Linked DNA regions of Homo sapiens: region 2 is linked to region 1. A link is an interaction called in ENCODE POLR2A ChIA-PET data of the cell type or tissue named here. Cell type or tissue: MCF 10A. All regions are shown on one strand. Each heading gives the region's core, and the rest is flanking DNA. Links, peaks and the distances in the headings are about the cores only.

Region 1 (4,405 bases), core at 272-4,271:
GACAAGGCATTGCTTATTTTTTCTGCTTCTTAAGATATATTGGGTAGCAATACTTTTTATTTTTTGCTTTTTGCTTACATAAAGCAAATAATTCAGCAATTATATTAATAGAAAATAACAAGCATATCCCTTTTCTTGACTTTTAATCAGCAAATATTTTTTTTCCAGGAAAACCTGAAGCATTAAGATCCATTTCATGTATATAATTCTACCTATAGTCTGATATTTCCTTAACTGGCAACTGAGTAAAAGCATGGATTCTAGAATTAGATAGCCTGGTTCTGCCACCTAGGCATTGTGTGAATTTGAGCAAGTTACTCAAACTCTGACCTTATTTCCTTGCCTATAATGTGAGCATAACAACCATTAGCTACCTCCGAGGGATACTGTGAGGATTAAATAGATTAATAAATATAAAGGATTTCAAATAGCACCTGGTATTCTGTAGGTGCACAATAAATATCAACTATCATTATTGTATGATGCCCTTATCTTTCATTTGGTAATGAAAATTTTGTTATGCTGATCTTTGGTTAAAACACACCATTTTCAGATTAAAGCCTGAGCCAGTCTGTAATGCCTTTGAGGGCACAGAATCTATATCCCTCAGATAGGCTATTCGTTGTTTAGCTCAGTAACTGGTGTTGGGTGTCTATTTCTAGATGTTTCTTTCTGAGACTACTCTTTGGCCGAGTTGCTAATTTGATTATCTACAATATGATTTGAGCATCTGGGGCTCACAGTAATGGTGCAGAGACATCCCTTGAGTAATGGAGCTGATTCTGAAACAGAACTGATTCTCCAGCAAAACTTCTGCCTGGCCCTATCTCCACCTGAGGGGAAAGAAGAAAGCATGAACTGAGGACAATGATTATGCTAGTCTGGTTGGGGTAAAGTCTTTGTTATGGGGAAGGTGGGATATGGATTGGGACTAGATGATGGAGGACCTTGACTGCATGGGCAAAGCCATTGGATTCTGTTCTTTACAATATGGAGAAAAATAAGGGAAAAGAGGGGCATCTTTCCATAGGACCCAGAGTCTGAGTCCAGTCTGTTTATATTCACAAGTCCCCTGATTCTTGCATTTTAAAATTTGATTCATTTCTTTCTCAGTTGCAGTATGTCGGAGGGCATTGTTTTCACATTTCTGCTAATAACCAAGTGGTCTGGTCATTGAGGAAAAAAAATGGGGGGCAGATAGTTCTTCTGCAATCCTCAAGTGATCATATGCAGATGGCAGCCTCCTTTGTTCCTGTAGTGTTGGCCTTGGGCCCCAGTGATTTTTTGTAAAATTTCTGTTCTTTAGGAGCCCCCGAAATTGAGACTTGACTGTTATAGATACATGATTATGTGGATGATCATTATTTAATCCTTTAACGATAGTAAAATTTTATTTTTATGAGTAGTTATTTGGTAGGCTATACATACTACATACACATGCAAAACAGATGCTCTATATTTTCTAAGTACTGTAGTCAGAATCCCTGAGAGTTGTGCCTAGCAGTAAGTGGCCATAGTAGTCCAAAAGGTTAATTATTTTATCAGCTAAAGAAGTTCTCAAGCATCTTCCAGAACAGAAATGTCTATGTAACAATCTTGCTGGATAATGATGGGAAACATTTCCATTAATAATACAGTGTGGGAACCGGGAGGCAATTGAAATGAGGTCAAAGGATAAGGACAAAATGCCAGAAGGATGTAGTTCATCGAAAGGCTATCTAATTTTTATTGTGTTTGCAACAAATTCTGTGGAGATTTTATAAACCACCTCAGACAGAAAATGGCAGAAATTAATTATATCCAGCTCTGTATTTTCACAATTTGTTCATGCCCTCATTTTAGCCCTTCCACATCATGTTATAATTTCATATCATGTCAATCAAGTTGTATCTGTCTTCCCTACTAGATTGCTGATCCTTTACCTTGGAGATGGGCCACTTATTTTGTGGTCTCGAGCACCTGACATAGGCATGACACATAGTAAGTGCTAAAATGCCTGATTCTTGATGTACTTATGAGAATCTGTACTTATGAAAGTCGATATAAAATAATAGATGTTTGCCACCAGTCAGTGGTGGCAGCAGCTTAAAAGAAAACAATGCTCATTACAGACAGTCTGCTTTGGAAACCAAATATTCCACAGGGGCATAGTCAGCAATGATGGGGGCTGAAAGTGACATGTGATCTATTCTCTGTGACTAAGAAGTAGATCTATAGGTTACATCCACAAATTATGCCATGTGTCATTTTTGGTGAAAAGTAGGTATAAGTGATATAAGAACCTGACGCAGGCTTAGGAGTGGATCAGGACTGCTCTTCCCATGGAGACTGATTGAGTTCCTTCATCAGATAGCAAAGAGGCAGCAATTGGAGTAGAAATCGGCTGCAGCTTTGTCCCATGTCCAGAATTCCTGGGGTCCCTAGAACTACTAAATACAGGGTAGTGCTCTGCTTTCGCTGGACTGGGGTTGGTCTGGGAAGCCCATGTGAAAACACTCCCCAAGGAGTGCTTGCCTCAGCTCGTTCCTGTCATTCCACACATACTCTCTGACTCAGACAGTCTTTGGGTCCTGCCCTGCTCCATGGCGTGAGAACACATGTCCTGCCTACAGTTGTGCCCTGGGGTTAGGTATAGAAAACCTGTTGCAGGCAATGATAGGCAAAGGAAAGGGAACTAATCATTACAGCATGCTCTAACAGACCCAAACTGAGATTCACTCAAATTTCGTCCACCATTTCCATCTTCACCACCAGCTCTAGTCTCATCCACCATCTCCCATATGTTAATGGTGCTTGCTATGTGCTTAGGTGCTGTGTGATGTTCTTTGTGGAGATTGCTGCATTGAATCCCGACAGGGACCTTGTGAAGGAGAAGGACCCCATACCTTTAGGATCTTGGCAAAATTGGTCATTATGAGTCCAGAGAGCAAGTGTTCTACCAAAGAATAAAAAATTAGGCTGGGCATGGTGGCTCATGCCTGTAATCCCAGCACTTTGGGAGGCTGAGGCAGGTGGATCACTTGAGGCGAGGAGTTTGAGACCAGCCTGGCCATCATGGTGAAACCCTGTCTCTACTAAAAATACAAAAATTAGCAGGGTGTGATAGCACATACCTGTAATCCCAGCTACTTGGGAGGCTGAGGGACGAGAATCTCTTGAACCCAGAGGCAGAGGTTGCAGTGAGCTGTAATTAAACCACTGCACTCCAGCCTGGGCCACAGAGTGAGACTCTGTCTCAAAAAAAAAAATTAATTAATTAAAAAACAATCTAGAATGGCCTATTCTTTGTACAACTGGATGCTGATGGCAGAATGCACTTTTGAAGCTCACTTGAGGTTATAGAAAGCAATATAGCACATATACACCATGGAATACTATGCAGCCATAAAAAATGATGAGTTCATGTCCTTTGTAGGGACATGGATGAAGCTGGAAACCATCATTCTCAGCAAACTATCGCAGGGACAAAAAACCAAACACCACATGTTCTCACTCATGGGTGGGAATTGAACAATGAGAACACGTGGACACAGGGAGGGGAACATCACACACCGGGGCCTGTTGTGGGGAGTTGAGGCGGGGAGGGATAGCATTAGGAGATATACCTAATGCTAAATGACAAGTTGGTGGGTGCAGCACACCAACATGGCACATGTATACATATGTAACAAACCTGCATGTTGTGCACATGTGTCCTAAAACATGAAGTATAATAATAATTAAAAAAAAAAGAAAGCAATATAGCAGTAAGGGATATTTAAGCAGGAGAAAAATCTTATGATTTATGTGTTTTCCTCTTCTCATTTAAAAAGTGCAGATGCTGATCAGGATAAAAGCCACACAAGCAAACTCCGGTCTGAAATATCATTTTACTTCAGTCTGTTTAGTGTTATGCAGTGTGGTTGCAAGTTATGCTGAAATGGAAATTTAATGCTACTGTATCCTGAGATGTATTTACATGGTATTTTTGTAGTCTGTGCATGTACCTTCTGCTTATTACCAAATAAGCTGTATATTCATCGTTGTTGGTTCAATCTAAGACTGACATATTGACATTGAAAAGATGAAGCAAGATTATATCTCAGAGTAAAAACATGCAGGGAAGAAAATGGAAACTCAGGAGTAAATACTGATATCTGTGAATAAAGAAGCAATTTTCAGTTTGCTTTACATGATTCTTAAGGAACCTATCATGTTTATATCTGTGTACGTTATTTCTCACTACAAAACTAGTGAATGCTTGTTTAATACCTTCAGATAAAGGTGCGGTTTTAGTGAGGACTTGGTTCTTCCAGAAAAGCAAAGAATAATAAGAAAAAAACTCAAACAAACAAATGCATCAAATGACTGCCTGTATTGATTGCAAATAGCTTTTTTCCTCAAAAGAAGGTTTCTGGTTGTTGCA
Region 2 (4,405 bases), core at 252-4,251, 86 kb before region 1:
GTATCCCCGTATCCTATGACCTTATAAAAAACAAAAGCCAGGGTCATCAAGGATCAGTGCATATCATTAGAGTGAAAACTGACTTTGGTGTTGAGCATGCCTCTCTAGGTCCACATTTTCATGTAATTTTAGGCATCTCAGTGTTCCTTACCTCCTGCCAGCTTATCAGCACATCTTAAAAAGTTTTTTTCTTTTAATTTTATGCATCAGTTTTGGGTGTTTTTAGTGGAAGGGTCAATCGGACTAGGTTGTAATACTGCCTGAAATGAAAATATTCATTATTGTATCGTCAGAAAACGAATGAAATTTCCCGTAATTCAGAAAGCCATCTCAAATTCATTATTAGCATCACATCATTATCAGAGCACAGGTTGGCTAATCAGTTTGCCTAGGACGGAAACTTGGCTCTAATATTTACTAGCTGTGCGGTCACAGGTAAGTTAATCAACCTCCAATTGTCTTGGTTTTCTCAGCAGAACAATAGTACCTACTGCATAGGCTTGTGATAAGCATTTAATAAATTAATATATATAAAGCATCCAGATTTATGGAAAATATTAAGTGCTCAATATATATTAGCTAACATAATTATTATTATTCTTTCAAGGTTACCTTTGAGCCAATCTACTCTTTCATTGCCCTTTGATTGAACTAAGTGTATATTATTATTTCTCTTAAAACAATCCTCTAACTGTTAATAAGAGGAGGTCATTCTCAAATAACACCTAGCCCATCTCTTAGGGAGAATTTTCAACCCTGCCCCCAACCAGACACCACTCAGCAAGCTGCTTCCCCATTTGCTGTCTTCGTTTCCTTATCTAATGTTTGATAGGGTTGTCTGTGGGAGCAGAGGGACCCCAGCAACCAGACCCCAGTCAGGCACAGGACTCTCAACACTGCTATCCCACTCTATCCCCTTACTTGTTCCCTACCTCATTGTCCTAGCCTGTTTTGTGCTGCTATAACAGAATACCTGAGTCTGGATAATTTATAAAAAATATAAATTTATTTCTCACAGTTACAGGGGCAGGGAACTCAAGATCAAGGAGCTGGCAAGTTTGATGTCTGGTAAGGTCCTGGTCTCAGCTTCCAAGGTGACACCTTGAATGCTGTGTCCTCCACCAGTGGGGAAATGCTGTTCCTTACATGGCAGAAGAGCAGAAGGGGATGAATTCACCCTCAAAAGCCTTTTTTTTTTTTTTTTTGAGACCGAGTCTTGCTCTGTCGCCCAGGCTAGAGTGCAGTGGCATGATCTCGGCTCACTGCAACCTCCGCCTCGCGGGTTCAACCAATTCTCCTTCCTCAGCCTCCCAAGTAGCTGGGATTACAGGCACCCACCATGGCGCCTAGCTAATTGTTGTATTTTTAGTACAGACAGGATTTCACCATCTTGGCCAGGCTGGTTTCGAACTCCTGACCTCATGATCCACCTGCCTTAGCCTCCCAATGTGCTGGGATTATGAGTGTGAGCCACCGCGCCCAGCCAACAGCCCTTTTATTGCAGCATTAATTCACTCACAAAGGCAGAGCCCTCATGACGTAAACATTAGACCTCCAACCCCCAACACTGTTGCATAGGTGATTAAGTTTCCAGCACGTGTTTTGGAGGGGACAAACGTCAAACCTTACTACCCAATAACCCTAACAATAGAACAAAAACTCTAATAATATGATTTAAAGCATTGGAAAGACCTTAAAACCTGAAACCATCAGATCGAAGTTTGCGTCTTAGTTCTGTCACTTACTAATAATGTAAATGATGTAACCATCTACTCACCTCTCAGTGTTGTTGTGATAATTAAACAAGGTAGAGTTCTTAAAGTTCTTGGTAACTGCAAAGCCCTACATTGGTACAGGTATTATTAAGAGGTTGGAGACCCTGTTTAAAAGATAGGAGGTGAGGCTGGGCTTGGTAGTTCACATCTATAATCTCAGCATTTTGGGAGGATGAGGCAGGAGGATCACTTGAGGCCAGGAGTTTGAGACTAGCCTCAGCAACATAGCAAGACCCCAGTCTCTATAAAAAAATAAGTAAATTAGCCAGGGGTGGTGGCCCATGTCAGTGATCTTACCTACACAAGAAGCTGAGGCAGGAGGATTGCTTGAACCCAGGAGTTTGAGGCTGGAGTAGACTATGCTCGCACCACAGCACTCCAGCCTGGGCAACAGAGCGAGACCCTGCCTCAAAATAAATACATAAATAAAAAGCTAGGAGGTCATTATAAACAACAACCACAACCCTTTATTTTCATCTAGGAGAATCAAGCATACTGTTGATCAGTGCTTGTGAGGACAGTGGGTTATGCAACTTGAAGCCCAGTTGCTGTAACATCATTAAACATGAATTGACATCACCACACACAAGAGTGTGCTCCTCTACCAGACTAAATGCAGTGATCATTATGCACGAGAGGCTAGAGTGTGTGTGTCAACACAGAGTTCAGCTGTATGTACTTATTCCACTAAGTACTTGTGACACGCTATGTCAAGAGTTCAGTGGCTGAGTTTCACATAGGGCAGCGTGACTCATCGGGATTATTAGGATCCTCCTGGAATAACTTCCCTGAGTTGATTGTCTTTGACAGATCAGTTTGCTTAGATTAAAAAGCAATTGCTGCTGTCTAGTCAAATTTAAACACTTTGGGTGGAAGAAGCTGAACTCTAACTCTGTCTAGTCTATAGAAACACCTTGATGTGAAAATTACATCGAATGTAGTGAAGAAAAAAACTGAGTTAGCAAGACTCCAGGGTATGGTTTTGTAATAACATAAGGACACATAGGTGCCAAACACAAGTGACCCCAGGCATATGTGAAGGAGGCAGGAGTACATTGCTTTTAATAGCAACTTGATCTGTGCCCAATGTACTGCTAAGTCAATAACAATGTTTGAGGTACCACTCTGCTCTGCGTTCATGTAACATTGACCACCAGTAGAATCTGGATAGAAAAGATTTGTCTTCTGGGAAGAACAATGAAAGGTATTTTGGAATCTAGGCATCTCTCTCTTTCCTCTTTCTGAATGGACTCGGGAATTTAACAGAAGAAACAATAGCATCAAGGGGAATGAAATAGTAGTATGCTAAAATCCAATTCCTGTTTTAAAAAGCTGAGTGGAACATCCACTTTAAGTGAAATTTAAGCCTAATGCCTGAAATTACATTCCCAGCCTGCATGAGCTGTAGATGAAATGGAAGCTGAGATGACATTAAGCTGACAACCAACTTATCTGTGGTGGATCAGCAAATAAATAGAGTTTTGAAACTAGTATGAGCAAGATTTCATACATAGCCTCACTTTCATCACAGCCTTCTTTTATGTTTATGTTTCTTGGTCTCTGTGACTGTAGAGGCTAACTGGGATGCTCAAAGTGGAGAAGATGAGAAGCCGGGTTTGTTGGGCTCCTCTCCCCTTAGTATAAGATCCCCTAAGGGTGTAATCCTTACATAGACCAAGGCTACAGAAAGCATTGGTTATACGGAATTTTAACTGTAGTAAATTTGGTGTCCATTATCCTCACAACAAAGAGCATTGCTACCCTTTCCATCTGTTAGTATATTCATGGAGTTATGCAACCATCACGATTATCTAAGTTTAGAACATTTTAATCATCCAGAAGAAACCCAGGTATCCATTAGTAGTCACTCCCATCCCCCTTTCCCCAGTCCTAGGCAACGACTAATCTACTTTCTGCCTCCATAGATTTGCTTATTGTGTACATTTCATTTGAGTGGAATAATATAAGATGTGCCCTTTTGATACAAGTTTCTTTTACTTAGCATAATGTTCTGATAACTCATCCATGTTTAGCAATGTAGCAGTACTTCATTTCTGTTGCTGAATAATTATATATTAATTGTATGAATTAGAGAACATTTTATCTACTTATCAGCTAATAAAAATTTGTATTATTTGGCTACTACGGATAATGGTGCAATGAACACTCATATACATTTTTTTTTGTAGAAGTTTGTTTTCATTTCTCTTGGGTATATCCCTAAGAATGTAACTGCTGGTCATATATTAGTAGTAACCCTATATTTAACTTTTTTGAGCAATGACCAACTGTTTTCCAAAGGGCTAGAGCATTTTACATGTATGAGAGTTCCAATTTCTTCACATTTTTTGCTAACTTATTATTATCTGTCTTTTTGATTATAGCCATCCTAGTGGGCATGAAATGTTATCTCACAGTGGTTTTGATTTGCATTTCTCTCGTGGCCGATGAGGTTGGTTGTGTTAGTCCATTTGCATCGCTATAAAGGAATAACTGAGACTGGATAATTTACAAAGAAAAGAGGTTTATTTGGCTCAAGGTTCTGCAGGCTGTACCTGAAGCATAGTGCTGGCATCTACTTCTGGTGAGGGCCTCATGAAGCTTAACAATCATGGCAGAAAGCAAAGGAG

What was found. ChIA-PET counts read pairs that join two places held together with the same protein. Peaks named below come from ENCODE experiments on the same cell type or tissue, not always from the same donor. Only the 100,000 strongest peaks of a DNase experiment are listed, where the experiment ranks them.
Region 2: POLR2A ChIA-PET joins it to region 1 with 5 read pairs; 1 of 35 experiments calls an interaction of 5 or more read pairs at or near these places.

The regions. Positions count from the first base shown.
Region 1 is chr6:104,623,874-104,628,278 of GRCh38, reverse strand. No RefSeq gene overlaps it. Among named protein-coding and RNA genes, the nearest start is that of HACE1, 230 kb to the left of the region's middle. In MCF 10A, for the core only: no CTCF peak of the experiment used is centred there; a DNase peak (open chromatin) is centred at 2,568.
Region 2 is chr6:104,709,572-104,713,976 of GRCh38, reverse strand. No RefSeq gene overlaps it. Among named protein-coding and RNA genes, the nearest start is that of HACE1, 150 kb to the left of the region's middle. In MCF 10A, for the core only: no CTCF peak of the experiment used is centred there; a DNase peak (open chromatin) is centred at 2,386.